Regions from separate parts of the Homo sapiens genome. Here region 2 is linked to region 1. The links are chromatin loops, found by intact Hi-C in ENCODE. Cell type or tissue: GM12878. All regions are shown on one strand. Each heading gives the region's core, and the rest is flanking DNA. Links, peaks and the distances in the headings are about the cores only. Region 1 overlaps TPRG1 (tumor protein p63 regulated 1). Region 2 has its middle 99 kb from the start of TPRG1-AS2.

The links. A loop is a pair of places that touch in the nucleus more often than their neighbours do. Peaks named below come from ENCODE experiments on the same cell type or tissue, not always from the same donor. Only the 100,000 strongest peaks of a DNase experiment are listed, where the experiment ranks them.
Region 2: it touches region 1 in a loop (2.6-fold over the local background); 13 of 110 quality-filtered maps call a loop at or near these places.

Annotation. Positions count from the first base shown.
Region 1 is chr3:189,283,733-189,292,478 of GRCh38, reverse strand. All of the region lies in intron 4 of TPRG1 (tumor protein p63 regulated 1), which reads right to left. Among named protein-coding and RNA genes, the nearest start is that of TPRG1-AS2, 48 kb to the right of the region's middle. RefSeq lists an enhancer at 6,157-6,206. In GM12878, for the core only: no CTCF peak of the experiment used is centred there; a DNase peak (open chromatin) is centred at 3,658; H3K4me3 peaks cover 805 bases; H3K27ac peaks cover 2,176 bases.
Region 2 is chr3:189,335,478-189,344,223 of GRCh38, reverse strand. No RefSeq gene overlaps it. Among named protein-coding and RNA genes, the nearest start is that of TPRG1-AS2, 99 kb to the right of the region's middle. In GM12878, for the core only: a CTCF peak has its summit at 3,367 (motif pointing left); no DNase peak of the experiment used is centred there.

The sequences.
Region 1 (8,746 bases), core at 460-8,459:
GGAAACTGAAAACAGAGAGACAAAGCAGTTGTTCAAGGTCACCAAAATAGTATGTGGAAAACACACTCACTAGCTCCAAAGGGTGGTACTGTTGATAACCTAATGTAATTACTATTTTTACATAAAATTTAATGGGAGGGAAAAAAAACAGGTAGAAAGTACAGATAAGCAAAAAAAAAAAAAAAAGCAAAAACTTCAGAAAATTACATTGAGTCCCACCACCCAGAAATAATCACTGTGACTATTCTGTGTAAATTCTGCAACTGCAGAAGTTTTAACTGCCTTTTTTAGAGTCCCTACACTGATGCTGCAAAAAAGTTTTAAAACAGATTACATCTTATTGCTATATTTAGAATCATCAAGAAATAACACAGAAGATGTTTTCAAATTGTTTAAAAAGGGAATTCGAAAAGTAGTTTTCAAATCCTACTATGTGCTTGAATGCTGCTTGGCATCTGGAGAATTAGAAGACATTTGTGTTTTAGTACCTGTCCTCCCGGAGCTCACCTGAAATGTCAGCCATTGATAAGTAGAAGCCTACCCAGAGCTCTGGGATGTCTCTGCAGTAGCAGCCAGAGGAGCCCACTGTAACCATCACCAACTTTCTATGTGACTCTGGCCAAAACACAATGCTCCCAGCTTCAGTTTGTTCATCTCCCAATTGGTGTGTCAGTGTTGCCCTGCTTAATGATCAGGGTTGTTTTCAGGAGCTAATGAGATATATATTTGTCAAAGCTCTTTGCAGTAAACAAAGCACTATGCAAATAAAACATAGTTGGCAAGATCACTAAAACAGGGACTTGGCTTCTCAGATTAAGAATTGTCGTGGGGTTAAAAGCATAACAATACTACTTCTTTAGTCCCCTAAATCAAAAATTAGTGTGAAAACTAAAACCAAAATGCTACCATAATAGTATCATATCCATTCATTGGTGTGACACATAAATAGTAACAGTGATGATAATAATGATGGCTAATACTTATTCTCTTTGGCACCATAGTTTCAAACACCTTGTAAATGTACTGCATGGCTTTCTCATTTAATCCTCAGAATCACCCTATGAAGAGCTATATTATTATCTCCATTTCAGAGATAAAAGAGACTCCATTAAAATATACAAAGTATTTTTACATACAAACAGATCACCTCATTTGGTCCTCATATCCCCATTATTATTTCTGTTTGGTTGGATGGGTGAAACTATGATTCAGAAAGACAATTTCCCTAAGGTCCCATAATTTGTTGAAGCCAGACCTAGGTTTAGAAATGGGTCTACCGGCTGGGTGCGGTGGCTCACCCCTGTAATCTCAGCACTTTGGGAGGCTGAGGCAGGCGGATCACGAGGTCAGGAGATCGAGACCATCCTGGCTAACATGGTGAAACCCCGTCTCTACTAAAAATAAAAAAAATTAGCCAGGTGTGGTGGTGGGCCCCTGTAGTCCCAGCTACTCGGGAGGCTGAGGCAGGAGAATGGCGTGAACCCGGAGGCGGAGCTTGCAGTGAGTGGAGATCGGGCCACTGCACTCCAGCCTGGGTGACAGAGCAAGACTCCGTCTCAACAACAACAACAAAAAGAAATGGGCCACTAAAGATTTTTCAACTAAACTACAGCTGTCTCAGGATTCAGTCACACAATCTTAGAAAACTTTCCCATCCTGTTAACTTTTCAACTAACTCCCCAACATCAGCACTTGTACTCACTATTATGAGAGGGTCTCAGCCTGCATCATTCAAAACACATCTGCAAAGCTTTTTCAAAATGGCCTCTCCTAAACGTCTTCTTCTACACCTGCAATAGTCCACAGTAAAACCTGGCCAAACTTCTCTGCCCTGGAAACATTCAGAGACTTTTTCCTTCATAAAATGTTATTCCTTTCAAAGAAAACCAGTAGCCTCTTAATAAAAGCTGCCACTTAATTGCTGATTTCATCGATGGAAAACGTATCTGTTTGTTCTATTTATTCCTAACAGGGGTTAAGACAAAGCTTTCTATGTTAATGTGCTCAACGAAAGATATCATCAAGTCATCTTCCATATTTCTCTTTACTTTATCACACTCTATCGATTCATCGCTGAAATGTGGGCTTTAAGACATGGATGAATGTAGACATGAGTGTGTGAGTGTTGGGAGGAGGTGTTAAGTGGTTTAGAACAGGTAAAAGGAGGGAACCATGTAAGTTAATTAACTGGCAGAGGAAGGATGGGACATATATGGGAAAAATCAACGTGTCTGATTTGGCAAGGTCATGATTTATATAAGTGAAATCTAGAAATAGATAGAATAGAAAAGTAGATTAGGACCATAATGCAAAGTTCTTATAAGTCAGGCTATGAAGCTGCACATTACTGCTTCTCATATTTTGCCAGTAGAACACCCCCACTGCCATAGAGCCATGACCACTTGCCATAAACACAAAATTTATTTGCAATTGTTTTATCATTAAAACCATATAATTATGTTTCCTATTGCATTTCATTTACATTGGTTGATTTTAACATAAAAGCAATATCTGAAAATGTACACCATTTAATTGATTAAATTTAGGCTTCAGGTAGATATGGCATGTTTATCCTGTGGCTTCTTGTAGTAGCTATAACAACTCTGTTACCTGAGATTTTCTGTAATCCCATTTATAAAGCATAAGTAGATAATAGAGCATCGTGGGCAAAAATCTGAGCAAAGATATAGGTTGATCAGCATGGTATTTTAATAAGGTAATCTGATAGATTTAAGTTGAATAGATTGAAAGACTGGTAAGACTGAAAGGGTGATACAATAATCTCATAGTACTTAATATTTACCTAGTGCTGCTGTATTAGGCACGTTAAAGAAGTAGTCTCAATTAATTCTCACAATTTTCTGAGTAAAAACTATCATCATCCCCATTTTACAGGTGAAGAAACCAAAAGAAAGATAATTTAAATGACATTTCAAAGACTACGTAGTCAACAAGTGATTCAACCTGAACTTAAGCAGGGGCAGCAGGTCTCCAGAATCTCAGCTCTTAACCACTACATAGAATCACAGTCAGGAAAACATCAAAATCATTGAAGCAAGAGAAAAAAAAAAAAACACCCAAAGTAAGATCATGACAGTAGGAACAGAAAGAGTTAGGTTTGAGAAATGTGGCAAAGATTGACTTGATTGAATTTGACAACCTGATTGGATTTGGGGTCGGGGGGAGAAAGAAGTGAAAAATGACTGATTTTTTAAGCCTGCATAATTGGGAAGATAATGAGGCCATCCTCATAAATAAAGACCTACAGAAGAGAAGCAGGTTTTTAAGGAAGCAAGATATAGGGGAAAGATGATGAGTCTGAGATGCCTGTGGGGTATACAGGTGGAGACAGCCACGGGGAAGAAGTGCAGGTGCAGTGTGTTTCCCATCACTCAGCAATCAGACAAGCTAAAGGTCCAATCAGCTTTTTTCAGCCCAGGTTTTTACTCTCTTAGACTTACCCTCTAATACACAGTACATCGGTGAGTGACACATGATTATAAAATTTTCCATAAATGCTTTTGGGGAGGAAAGGCTCACGTACAGATACAGGCACCCATAAACTCGGTTACCTCATAACAAGCTGGAATCTTGCAAGACCATCTTATGCTGATTATTTTCAAAACTCACATTATTAGGCACAAATCAGTGGTTTGCGATAGATGCAGTAACAGCTGAGTAATTTCTTTCTTCCTTGCAGCAAGCTGCCCTTACAAAGGTTAATTTGCTTATGCATCATAATGAAGTCTATTTAAAGTTTTGAAACTGCGACTTAGCTCAGAATGATACTGTTTGCCCAGAGTTAGGCTTAGAGGTGAGAAGCCTTTGACCCCACTGAGGTGGGAAGAGGAAAGAAAAGCAAAAGGGGACATTGGAAAGCGGAATCAAAGGTTAGCTGGAGTTAAGAAGAGATAGAATGCAAAGGCCCCAAGGTCATTTACAAAGCTGAATATGCTTCAGTTACTGGTTTATGATCAGGATATTGATCAGGTTTGCACCTTTAAAAAACAAGCATATCATCCCAAAATTAGATGGTGAATAGTATTAATATATAGCTTTTCTTAGTCATCCTATGTGCTATAATATTCATTCCTCTTCTCCTGCAATGTACATTGGCCTTTGAAGTTTTGTTTTTACTTCTCACAACAATCTCACTACACGTTGCAGAAAAAAATCCTAAAGTTTATATAGACTTTGTTATATTAGTTTATCACAAATAGCAGCATCTTTTTTTTACATACAATGTTATTCATTTTTTAAAAAGTGAAGCAACTACATTATTGATCTGAATCTAAACATTTTGAAAACTAGTTTTATTATTTAGCTAAATTTTGGTTGTGTATACACACACAACCACACACACACAACCATATACACACATAATTTTCTCTCCTCTCTCTTTTTCCTCTGTCTCTCTCTTTTCTCTCTCACTGTCTCAGACATAAACTTTGTGTTAAAAATTTAAATTTTTTAAATTTAAATTTTATTAACTTAAATTTTTTTAATTTAAAAATTAAAATTCTCACAATTTTAAAGTTGGGTGATAAAGTCATTTCATCATTATGAACTCAATTCTCAATCTTTTCGCAAATTCCCACCTAAAACGTTCTTTCATTAAAAATCACACCTTAAAATTGGGGGAAAATAGGCAAAAAATAAACACATTTGAGTTTTGCTGAAAGAATGGCCTTTTTATTGAAAATGCTGGTATTTAAGCATCATTAGAAAAATCCAGTGATTCCTCTAGGCAATATTAACTCGGCATCTTTAAAGAAACAAGTAGGCTGGGCATGGTGGCTCACGCCTGTAATCCCAGCACTTTGGGAGGCTGAGGCGGGCAGATCACGAGGTCAGGAGATCGAGACCATCCTGGCTAACAGGGTGAAACCCCGTCTCTACTAAAAATACAAAAAATTAGCCAGGTGTGGTGGTGGGCGCCTGTAGTCCCAGCTACTCGGGAGGCTGAGGCAGGAGAATGGCATGAACCTGGGAGGCGGAGCTTGCAGTGAGCCGAGATCGTGCCACTGCACTCCAGCCTGGGCAACAGAGCAAGACTCTGTCTCAAAAAAAAAAAAAAAGAAAGAAAGAAAGAAACAGGTACTGTGTGTGCAACCTTTTTTTCTTTTGCCATCCACATATAGAAATCTATAAAGCCAAAATACTTGATTCCTCTGCCTAGAGATGACCGTGCAACATTGTCTGGACAATGAGACAAGTAGAATTCCCCAAGGAAGATCTTTTCTTCAATTGTAAAAGGCAAAGCGTCACTGGGAGAAAGCTCTTTGCCTCCTCTCTTTTCCCTTTCTTCCTGTCTGAAATGCAGAGTGAGGCTACACGGTGCAGTGCTATCTTGCAACCATGCGGTGACAAGCATGATGAATGTCAGGGTCTTCAGGCAAAAGACAGCAAAATGGAAAGACAAAAGGAGGGTGAGGCCCTGCTGCCCTCCGTGAGCCATCAATCCTGAAATTCATCATCAACAACTGTATAAGCCTCTGTTAATCTCAACAGCTGTATATTATCCTTACAATTAAATCACCCAAGCTGACCCAAGTGAAAAAGAGGAGTTCGTTAGAAGGATACAGGAGTGCCTCCCATCACCTGACAGAGAACTGGAGCCTGGCCTCATAACAGATAAAGAAAAGAAAGTAGGAAGCTACCAAGGAAGCCTGCTGTCATTTCATCTCTCTCTGTCTCTGGTCATATGGTTTCCTATGTCTGAACTTTCCTGTGTGCAACTAACTGTACCTTATTCTCTCTTTGACAAGAGATCAGAGACATTCCTCTGTTTCCATATGCATGTGGCTGGCCTACAAATCTGAGGTTATGTGTTTTCCCATCCTTCTCCCAGTCCCAATTCTCAAATCCTGACTAGTATCTCTCAGTCCCAATTCCAAATACATAGGCAGGAGAATCTGATTGATCCTGCTTGAGAGAGATATCTGCCCCTATGTCCTGGAAGTAGGAGGTAATATGAAATAAACATGCATTCACTTAATTGCCTTCAACAACTATTTGTTGAGCTCCTACTCTGGATTGGCATTGTTGTAGACACAGAGGATGCATCAGTGAACAAAACCAAATCTCAGTTCTCATACAGCTTACCTTCTGGCATGGAGACAGGAAGGAAGTGAACAAATATATACTATGTGGCAGAAGGATATGATATAAAAAAAATAAAACAGAGTAAAGCAACAAGACTAATGCAGTGGGAAAGTTCCTGTTTTTCATAGGGTGGTCAGTGTTCTGGGAAGGTGACATTTGATCTGAGATCTAAAAAAAAAGAGGGAGTGATTATGTGGTATCTGGGGAATAGCATTCTAAGCAGAGAGGACAGCAAATTTAAGGCTGAAACCAGAAGCATTTTTTTGGCATTTTAAAAGAAGTACCAAGGAAGCCAGCATGTTTCTAGCAGAGTGAGCTTGAAGGTAAATTGTACAAATTAAGTCAAGAGAAGGGTCAGAACAAGACTTCTGAAGCTCCATCTTTGAGAGCAGGGACCTCACTCAGGCAAGACTAACATGCAGGAGACAACATCCCTCAAAAGTGTCTACTACAAACTGATATAAGTGAAATATTGTACTCAGAAAAAAAAATAAACTAGCATGTGTGGAAAGTGAGAGAAGTCTCTATGGAGATAGTACAAGGCAGAATCGTCTAAGGGGAAAATCACAGGCTTTGGAGTCAGGAGACTTGAGTTTGAATACAACTGGACAATTCGAGTTGTAGGACCTCGAGCAAGTGAATCAGCCTTTTTGATTCTCAGATAAAACAGAGTTACTACCCACCTTAAAGAATTACTCTGAGAAAGAAATTATGTACAATGTCTGTAATATTGATGTGAAAAAGGCTCTATGAAGAAAGTGCTCTGTGATCAAAAATGTTAGGAAACGCTTTGCTCTTTCAGACATTCACAATGGACATTAGTCTAATAATCTGGAAAGGTATCAGTAAGAAATCTACTTAGCTTTATGCAATCTGGTATTCCTTCATTTACTTGGAGCACTGAACACTTTGTTTTATGTGTGTGATTCTATGGAACAAGTCAGAAAAGATGTCCTCAAAGGGCCCTTCCATCTCTAAAACACACAGAACAGGTGCAGTGTCACTGAGGGGAGCTCCATAGCAGCCTACGCCCGCCTTTCCTCGCCTAGGCCTGGCAGGAAACATTCACAAGTGAAGGCCATCAAGCACTTTCCCAAACTTCTTATAACACCTTTCTTTTCCAACAGTGTGTTAACTAGTATTGTAGAAGAATAATGAAGTTCATTTTTAAGAAAAAGTGAGCATTTTTTCTGTGTCTTTTGGCTGCATAAATGTCTTCTTTTGAGAAGTGGCTGTTCATATCCTTCGCCCACTTGTTGATGGGGTTGTTTGATTTTTTTCTTGTAAATTTGTTTGAGTTCATTGTAGATTCTGGATATTAGCCCTTTGTCAGATGAGTAGATTGCAAAAATTTTCTCCCATTCTGTAGGTTGCCTGTTCACTCAGATGGTAGTTTCTTTTGCTGTGCAGAAGCTCTTTAGTTTAATTAGATCCCATTTGTCAATTTTGGCTTTTGTTGCCATTGCTTTTGGTGTTTTAGACATGAAGTCCTTGTCCATGCCTATGTCCTGAATGGTATTGTCTAGGTTTTCTTCTAGGGTTTTTATGGTTTTAGGTCTAACATTTAAGTCTTGAATCCATCTTGAATTAATTTTTGTATAAGGTGTAAGGAAGGGATCCAGTTTCAGCTTTCTACATATGGCTAGGCAGTTTTCCCAACACCATTTATTAAATAGGAAACATGCTGCTATAAAGACACATGCACACATATGTTTATTGCGGTACTATTCACAATAGCAAAGACTTGGAACCAACCCAAATGTCCAACAATGATACACTGGATTAAGAAAATGTGGCACATATACACCATGGAATACTATACAGCCATAAAAAATGATGAGTTCACGTCCTTTGTAGGGACACAGATGAAGCTGGAAACCATCATTCTCAGCAAACTATGGCAAGGACAAAAAACCAAACACCACATGTTCTCACTCATAGGTGGGAATTGAACAATGAGAACACATGGACACAGGAAGGGGAACATCACGTACCAGGGCCTGTTGTGGGGTGGGGGGAGGGGGGGGGAGGGATAGCATTAGGAGATATACCTAATGTTAAATGACAGGTTAATGGGTGCAGGACACCGACATGGCACATGTATACATAGGTAACTAACCTGCACGTTGTGCACATGTACCCCAAAACTTAAAGTATAATAAAAAAAAAAAAAGTAAAAGTGAGGAATTCAAAAGGGAAAAGAAAAATGCGGGGAGGGATGCAAGCAGAAAATGTCCTTCCCAACTTTAATGGAGAAACATTTATCCAAACCTGGGAAACGTGGGTGAGACTACAGAGGATACATGTCCTTGTAATATTGGTGCATCGGTGCATTCATTTTTGTTAAATATCATTGCCCTGTCCCTGATTTTCATACAATCTGGTAATAGGCCAAGGGAAAAGTCTCCAGTCATCTTATCTGTTCAATAACATAAAAATGGCAAAGTAAATTTAAAGTACTAACGCCTGTATCCACATCTTGGATTTATTTAACACAAGACTCAGGTTTGGACTCTAGAGCTCTGCTAGTTACTAGCTCTGTGATCTAGACAAGTAACTAACTTAGTCTCCTCGTGCCTCACGTTTTTCTGATTTTAAAGGAAGAAAATAATTGTTTACCTTCCGGATTATCGTAAAGATT
Region 2 (8,746 bases), core at 319-8,318, 52 kb before region 1:
ATACCCCCCTCTCTAGAAACTATACATTTTGACCCACAATACTATAATTTCCAGGTGTAACAATAATAACAATGATAACAATAGCCAGTAGTATTGTGTTAACATGTTACTGGCACTATGTTAAGCATTATGGCTATATCACCGAATCTTTAATCACTACCCTATTAAGTAGATATTAGCATCTCTGACAGATGTGGAAACTGAGGTACAGAGGTTAAGTAGCACGCCCAAGAATGTACAAGACTTAAAAAGAAGAGCTAAAATTTAAATCCACTCTAGATTGAATCTAGAGGTCAAACTGAGCATGAGCTTAGTGGAAAAATCAAATTCAGCTTCCAACTCTGATTCTCAATGAATGGGTGATCATGGGCTTTCACAGGCTCAAGTTTTCTTCGTATTTAAATGATGCCGATGGGCTACATAATTCCCTTCATCAAGTGTAATATCCATGTATTTTATTTCTCAAAGATGTCAACAGAAATATGGTTCATTTTAGTCATTTAACTCATAATATTTGAAAGGCAAGAGACACAGTTACATAAAATCAACCCTTATAGAAGACGTGATCTCTTTCAGAGACCATTCCAAATCTCGCCTCTTCTCTCCTTACCATCTCAATCTTCTTTTCCAAGGCTTGAGATGGAAATCCAGCAATAGAAGATGATTTCCATAAACATGTGTTGACTGTCAATGGATCAGAAAATACACTATCACTGGAACCTCTCTCCCACATGTTGCTGTCATCAGGTTTTGTCTTCTTTATGGTCCATCTACAGTGACAATAATTCAGGCTCTGTTTTCTCCCCATCAATTACACTTTAAGCTGATCAGGCTGAGACGTTTTATTAGAGAAAAACAAACAAATCTAAAAAGGTAGCTGCTTAAAGCTAACAAAAAGATTCAATGTGGAAAGTGGCTAAATTGTATTTGCTAGATTTGAAGAAGCCAACAGGTACCTTTTTGTGTATTTTACACCACTATCCATAAGAAAGAATGAAAGTCATCATACAAAACAGCTAAACAGGGACAGAGAGCTATCATATTTTACTCCCTTCAGGTTGCCAGGGGAATATCAACATTCAGGTTGGCTTTTGATACTGGAAACATAATTCAGTGGTCTCAGCTCCAGAATTTTTAGACTTCCTGGAACCACAGGTTTAAAGACTTGGCAAGCTTGAGTCATGGCTTCAGTCTGTGTCTCCTTAGAAAAAAAAATATGAAGACCAAGTGATTTACGGTATGTTCTTCTCAAAAAGACTCCCCAACCCCTGACCACTAAATGGACTTTGAAATATGCCCACAGGGTTTCTTTATCCAAGGACAATCTCTGAGTGCTTATTATTCACTTTACTAGTATAGCAGCTCTTTAATCATTGTCTCTACATTTACTTTAATCTAGAAACTGTCAATTTATTAGTCCATAATGTGCCTAAATCTTCTCACCATATTACCAGAGAAAAGCTAGTATAAATTTAGAGGATGAGGCTGGAAGAGTTAAATTGGTGTGGGATGGGAATATGAAGAGACAAAGAAGATAATCATAATTCAGAATTAAAGTTTATTTGTAAAAATAGGCATTTCGTATTTTGCTTTTAGTGTAACATAAGACTGAATTTCAGCCTATAATAACAATTGGTGAGTGAGTAAAAGGGTCACTTATTATAAACCTGAAGTTATCTATTCCCACTTTCCTCTTAATCAATGTGGTAGTTTCTGCTAAGGCAAAGAAATGCTGTAGGTGATTCTCAAATACTAAATTTTAAAATTAGCATTTGGGAACTATTTATCTATGTGGAATTACTAGAAATTGGGAGGAAGAAAAAACCAACACATTTCTTTTGAAGCGGGTCCCAACGCAATCTTCCAGCATGCTGGCTTACAATAATAGGTTCTGCCTTCCCTGTCAATTAACCATTCCTATTTTTATTTTCTTACCAGAAATAGAATTTGAGAATTCAAAGAAACGTAGATGTCACCTATACCTACCTTCTTATGAATGAGAAAGCTGAGGTTCAAAAACGGTATCTTACAAAATCACAAAATATCAGAATTTGAAGGGGCAATGAACATTTAGTCAATTTTATTCTAAATTAAGAGAAACAGAAGTACAAAAAGTACTTAACTATTATCACACCTATTTCCCACCACCTATAACTGAAAAACTGTTCACATTTTGTCATATTTACTTCCAACAGTTTTATATAAGAAGGTAAATTATGCAGATACAATTGAACTTCTTTCAGTCTCTAGTCTCACTCCCTGATCAACCCAGGGACAGCCACTATTACATATTTTCCGAATCCTTGCAGACCATTTTGTATAATTTCATATACACACATAAATATCAATGGATAATAAGTGTTCTCTACTAGTTCCAGTCGTTAGGGACCCTTCAACCGATAGCATTCTGATTTTGTGTGATCATATAATATTCTTCCTAGAAAGATGCAGTACAAAACCAGTGTAAGACAACACAATTGTAAACAATTTCAATCTAACACACTCATTTAATAGATGGATCAGAGAAGTTAAGTGACTTTCCCGAGTGACACAGTGTCACCACCTGGTGATAACTCAGATATCTTGCCCCAAAATCCCTCTGCACATTACTTTTTCACTAGAAAACCCCACCTGATTATCTTGTTCCTCCTATTTTAAGTGCTGTGGATGTTTTTCTACTTCATTTTTAGAGAGGCTTTTTTTTTTTTCCTCCCCCACACCTTCATTCAGAAAAGAAACAATTCTGGGGTTGAGAAATTTCATACCAGAAACAATATACTCTTTAACTTCACACTTTATTCTGAACAGCATGGCCAGCCAGACAGACACCAAGCCTCACACACCATTATGAATCTGTCAGCAATTACAATTCTAAACCCTATTCGGTTTTTACTTGCTTCAATCAACTTGTCACTGCAGTGAGGATTATCTACTTTCTCAACATAAACATCAACAGAAGTGAGTGCAATGGCTTGCGTCCTTGGCGAAGGCCCTGCCAGGGAGAATGTTAAATAGCACATTCTGCAGACAGGAGGGATCTGAGGCCTTAATGGGCCGTAATTAGAGGGAGCAGAGCCTAAACAACCCTTTGTGTGATACTTCAGAATTCTCCTTAGGATTGTAAAACATTTGGGGAGATGCAAGGAGACTGCTTCTGCTTCTCTCTTCTGCATTTCTTGAGCTAGAGAGAAAGAAGAAAATGTGTCTGGTGCGATGTTTCCACCCAGAATCAAAGGGCCTTGGGGTATCATGTTGCTCAACCCCTTCATTTTAAAGGATTAGGAAACTGAGATCCAGAGACAGAGAGGCCATGGCCAAGGTCAATGAGACAGAGCCGTGTCCTCTCAGTCCAGGCTCTTCCTACACTGCCCCCTGCAGGAGGGGAGGAAAGGACTTGAATAAGAAGCCACATTTCCCTCCACATTCTCACACAGATTTCCATGGCACCCAATGGTGCAAAAATCAAGCAGCACACAGAATTTGAGGACAGGGAAAGCCAAGGGCTCCAGGGGCACTCGAAGGAGAGTTTCATCCCACCACAAGTCCCTTGTAAAGATAAGAGAATGTGTAAGTACACAAGTAGAAATTAATTTAATTCTTTCTAACAAGTTATTTTTTAAATAATTGGCTAAGGAAGTAGTGGTAGGTGAGTGAAGACAAAGCTTGGAATCTTCTACTATACGGACAGCTAACATTACATATATTAATTTATGTAATCCTCATATAACTTTACAAGGTTGGCACTATTATTATTGTCTTTATTTTTCAGAAGAAGGAACTGAGGCACGGGGTGTTAGGCAACTTGCTCAAGGTTATAAACATGGTAATGGCAAAACTAAGATTTGAACCTGCATGGTCTGGCTATAGAGGCTCCACTCTTAACCACATAAGTAGGCTGACCCATCATCCTGGGTCCCTGGGACTGTCCCAGTTTTCGTAATGAAAGTCTCATGTCCCAGGAAACCCTTCAGTCCTAGAAATACCAGGACAGTTGATTACCCTCACATAGCCATGCCGACTCTTTTATTTGCCAACAGTTAAACGGAAGCCTCAAGAAGTGATTCAGCTAGTCCAGTCGATGTGCCTTTTTTCATGCCTTTGGAAGACAGTAGCTGTGGGGAAGAACTGAAATATTTATGTGTGCCAAGTACTGTAACTGAGAAGTTTTCATGCTTTACGTCATTTTAATTTTCACATGCACCTTAGATAAGCTATCTAAGAAAAAAGGGAAGCTTGGAGAGGATCGGGTCAGTTGTCTAACATCCCAGAGTTATCAAGTGGCAAGGCCAGGATTTAAAACTCAACAAGCAGAAAGATCTTGAGTTTTCTTGATACGGATATGGCTAAAATGAGGAAGTCTCTGAATTTGAAAATCTTACCTGTTTGGTGTGTTTGCCTCTATTATGGAAATTCATATCTGGAAATGCAGGTGTAACTCTTTGAGAGTGTCCCCTTTCTGAGTAGAGTTTTGTGCTTCCTTCTTTTCACCCAGCTATGGGATACAGCTGCTCACAATTTGGAGCCCACACTCTCAATGACCCCCTCACCTTCATGCTGTGTTCACACTGATCTCTCTGTGTTATTACTCTCCTGCCCTTGTGTACAAGTAAAATTCCTTCCCATTCTTTAAGACTACTTCAAATGCTATCTCCCCTTAAAGACCTCCCTGGACATCCCAGTTTAAATTAACCATTCTCTCTTCTTCCTTCCCTCTACAGTCTTATACCTTTTTAAAACAGGTATTCTAATCTGCCTTATCTTAGAGTTATAGCATGTAGAGAAGGGGAGGGGGCTTGTTTGACCCTCTCAGTATGCTGGGAACCCCACCTGGGCAGAGTATTTGTCATATTTCTTTTCCTGGTACCCCACTGTGCCAGAGATTGCACCTGCACAAGTGTGTATGTGTTGAAGTATTTAGATATGGACTTTGATGCTTGTACATGGATATTTGGATTATAAAAACAAATATATAAGATGTTTGTGTATACCAGGGAATAATTTCTTTGGCACTTCTAGGCCAGGCAGTACTCTAAAATGAAAGCAAAATATAAGGTCAATTAGCTAGATGACTGTATTAGATACCTATTTCTACAAAACTTAAGTACATTCACAAAGCTATTTGATGTTAAGAATAATAATTTTTAAATAACTTAGTAGAAATAAAAATGGGAGAAAATCAGTTTCTATTTTTTTGGCTATGAGCCAGCTCACCGTATAACCTTTTGTCCTCTTTTTGCCCAAACTATAGGATAATGGTGATAAAACTACATGATTTTTAGTAACCTATCCAGCTCAATAATTCAGTAATTCTAATAATCAGAATAATCAGAATAACATGCCAATAATTCAGTAATTCTAATAATCAGAGCAATTCTTCCCTCCATAGGAACATTCTGTTCCCCACTGGTATAGCCATGGCATTCAGAAAATTTTGGATAAATAATAATATCAATAACAAATTAGTAAAGAACAAATTAAGCCACCTGAGGAAGAAAAGAGTATTCTATTTGAATGAAGGAAGCCAGAAATTCTGGAAGGATGTGATGTGTGACATGCAGGCTGGGGGTTTAATGAGTTTGAGGCGTGAAAAACCCAAGCTTCAGGGCTGCATTCCCTGGCAGCCTTGAGCACGGCATGTTTCCATGCCCTCTGCGGCTGAGTTCTATTTTAGAATGTACTCCATGCCTCAATCCTCTAACACAGCTGTGACTGTCTGTTAACTTTTAGGCACAGCCCTCCATTCAAGCAAATGGCTCTTGTTTTTATATTGACAAGCCTGCAGAAAAGGCAACATGAGGAGAACATACCCAGAAACAGACAGAGAATTGATTGGCGGCAGAGAAGTGGCAGTTATTGAGATTGAGGTATAGCAAACTTAGCCCAATTGGCCAGGGAAGAGAAAAGATTACTCCATAAGATCAGAAGCAAATGGCATTGGGAGGTCTTACTGGACAGCCCCATCCACTAAGAAATGGTTCATTCAGTATCCAAGAGCTCTTCAAGACTCCTTTGCTATCAAGGTTCCTTTCTAGCTGGGACATAACTCTTGAGACTTTAATCCATGGAAAAAAATGAGAGCATAGATGAGTGGTTTCACCATGCTCCCACCCTTCTTTCTTCTGGAATCCTATCCATGGCCCAGAGTTCAGAGCTGTCAAGTCCTGCCCTTGAATGCTTTGGTTAAGTGGATGCCCAGCCCAACTGAGGAAGCTGTGTCAGGGTTGGGTTAAGCTCTCCAGCTGCTAGATAGGACAGAAGTGGTCACCATGGAAATAAGCCCCCCATCAATCATTTAGTGACTCACAAGATCACTGGGAAGCAAAGGGGACTAAAGTCCCTGGAAAGACTACACCTTTTTCTTTAAAAAAAAAGCTGTCTGACTGCATTCTTGAAAGACAAGGCAGCTGCTTCCAAAATGGAGTGGAAATGGCTAGGGTTGCCTCTGTCTCCTGAATTTAGGCCTAGAAGATCTGTCCTGAGCCTATGAAGGTGGGGAGGCCCCCATCTGTGCATATTTTGCTATTGCAGCCAGTTCTGTCTGCTATGACAATGTCATAGATAGAAGAGATTTTTTTTCCGAGGGGTGGGGTGTGGGTGTTATCTATTCAAAACTCCCATTTTTTAAAGGAGTAAGTGAGGGTTAGGTTGTGAATAACTTGCCCAAGGTCCACCAGGGTAGTCAGTGGAGGAGCCAAAACTAGATTCAAGGTCCTACACTACAAATTTGTTGCTACTTCCACAATCCTGGAGTCTGAGTGGATTTTATTCTAAAGCTAATGCAAATTAATTAATGATTCATACAATAAAGGATTAATATCCAGAATATATATCCAGAATATACATGGAACTCAAACATCTCAACAGCAAAAAATAAAAAATAAAATAAACGATCAATTAGAAAATGGGCAAGTGATCTGAACAGGTGTTTTTTGAAAGAAGACATACAAATGGCCAACAAATATATTCCAAAATGCTCAACATCACTGATGATCAGAAAAATGCAAGTCAAAAGGACAAAGAGATATCATCTTCATCCCAGTTAGGGTGGCTATTATCAGAAAGAATATATCAAATGCTAGTGAAGATATAAAGGAAAGGGAACACACTGTTGCTGAGAATGTAAACTAGTATAGCCGTTATGGAAACCAGTATGGAGATTTCTGGAAAAAAAACAAAAAACAACAACAACAAAAAACACATAAAATTAGAAGGACCATATGATCCAGCAATACCAATACTGGGCATTTATCCAAAGGAAAGAAAGTCAGTGTAAAGAAAAGACATCTGCATCCCCTATGTTTATTGCAGCATTATTCACAATATCCAAGATATGGAACCAACCCAGGTATCCAAAAACAGACAAATAGATAAAGAAGATGTGGTATATATACACAATAGAATACTATTTGACCATATAGAATGAAATCCTGTCGTCCATGGCAATATGGATGAAACTGGAGGACACTATGTTAAGTGAAATAAGCCAGGAACAGAAAGTTAAACACTGTATGTGCTCACTCATATGTGGGAGCTAAAAAAAAGTTGATCTCATAAAAGTAAAACGTACAACAGAGGATACCACAGACTGAGAAGGGCAGGGGTAAGGAAGGGCTGGGGAGAGATTTGTTAAAGGAAATAGAATTACAGTTAGATAGGAAGAATAAGTTCTAGTGTTCTATAGCACTGAAGGATGACTATAATTAACAATAATGTATTACATAGCTTCAAATATCTAGAAGGAGGATATGAATGTTCCCAACATAAACGATAAATATTTGAGATGATAGATATGCTAATTACCCTGATCTGATCACTTACATTACATACATGACCATAGCACGATGAACCCTGCAGATATGTGTAATTGTTTTGTGTCAATTATAAAAATTGAAAAAGTTTTCAGATTATCGCTATTTGATGGTCCCTTCTAAGACCCTGGGAAAAGCCTTAGCAATGTGTTTCCATGGCCATTTTTCTTTCTGCATTTTTTTTTCAATTTTTAAAAAGTAAATATTTTAACTGCAATCGGTTAAGAATCCTGTTTCTTTCCATTCTGTTTTCCCTTCCATGACTTTTCCTTTCCTGTTGGGCATTAAAATGGCCATCAGCATTTGTGAGATCGGATTTAGAAGCAGCTAAGGTAGGTTTATGTTCAGCTGGGGTTTAGTAGGTTGTACTTCTGTGGTTTACAGTCACTTTCATAAGGAGTTAAGTTATTGCTTACACTATGTAGGACTGGCCTCCAAGAATACTACAACCAGCTAATACCATGATTCAAAGGAAGGGCAGGGCCAAAGTTTTGTTCCTATGGAAAAATGAATGTGCCCTGAGGTAGACAGCACAGGAAGCATGAGGGTAACAAAATAAAATGAGATTAAAAATATACAAACCAGGAGACAGTCTGTGAAAATTTTTCCAAATCTAAAATCTCATATGTGAAAGAAACTTCATAAATGTTTTCCTAAATTTGAAAAGCATGTTTAAAATGTATAAAATCATTATCAGTTATGAAGCTGAATAAAACTTTTCTAAACTATCAATAATTTTATAAAAATACATTTCAATCAACTGAAATAACATGAAATTATCTTTCTATTCCCTTTACAGAAAATGAAAATTTTAAAACTGTATTTTTATATGAAGAGGTGACCCAGCAATATGTAGTCAATAATGAGTATGAATAAAGAATTACAAGAGATGTGTTCATTAATAAAGGTATCAGGTTTTTCAGATGTTTGATTTTTTA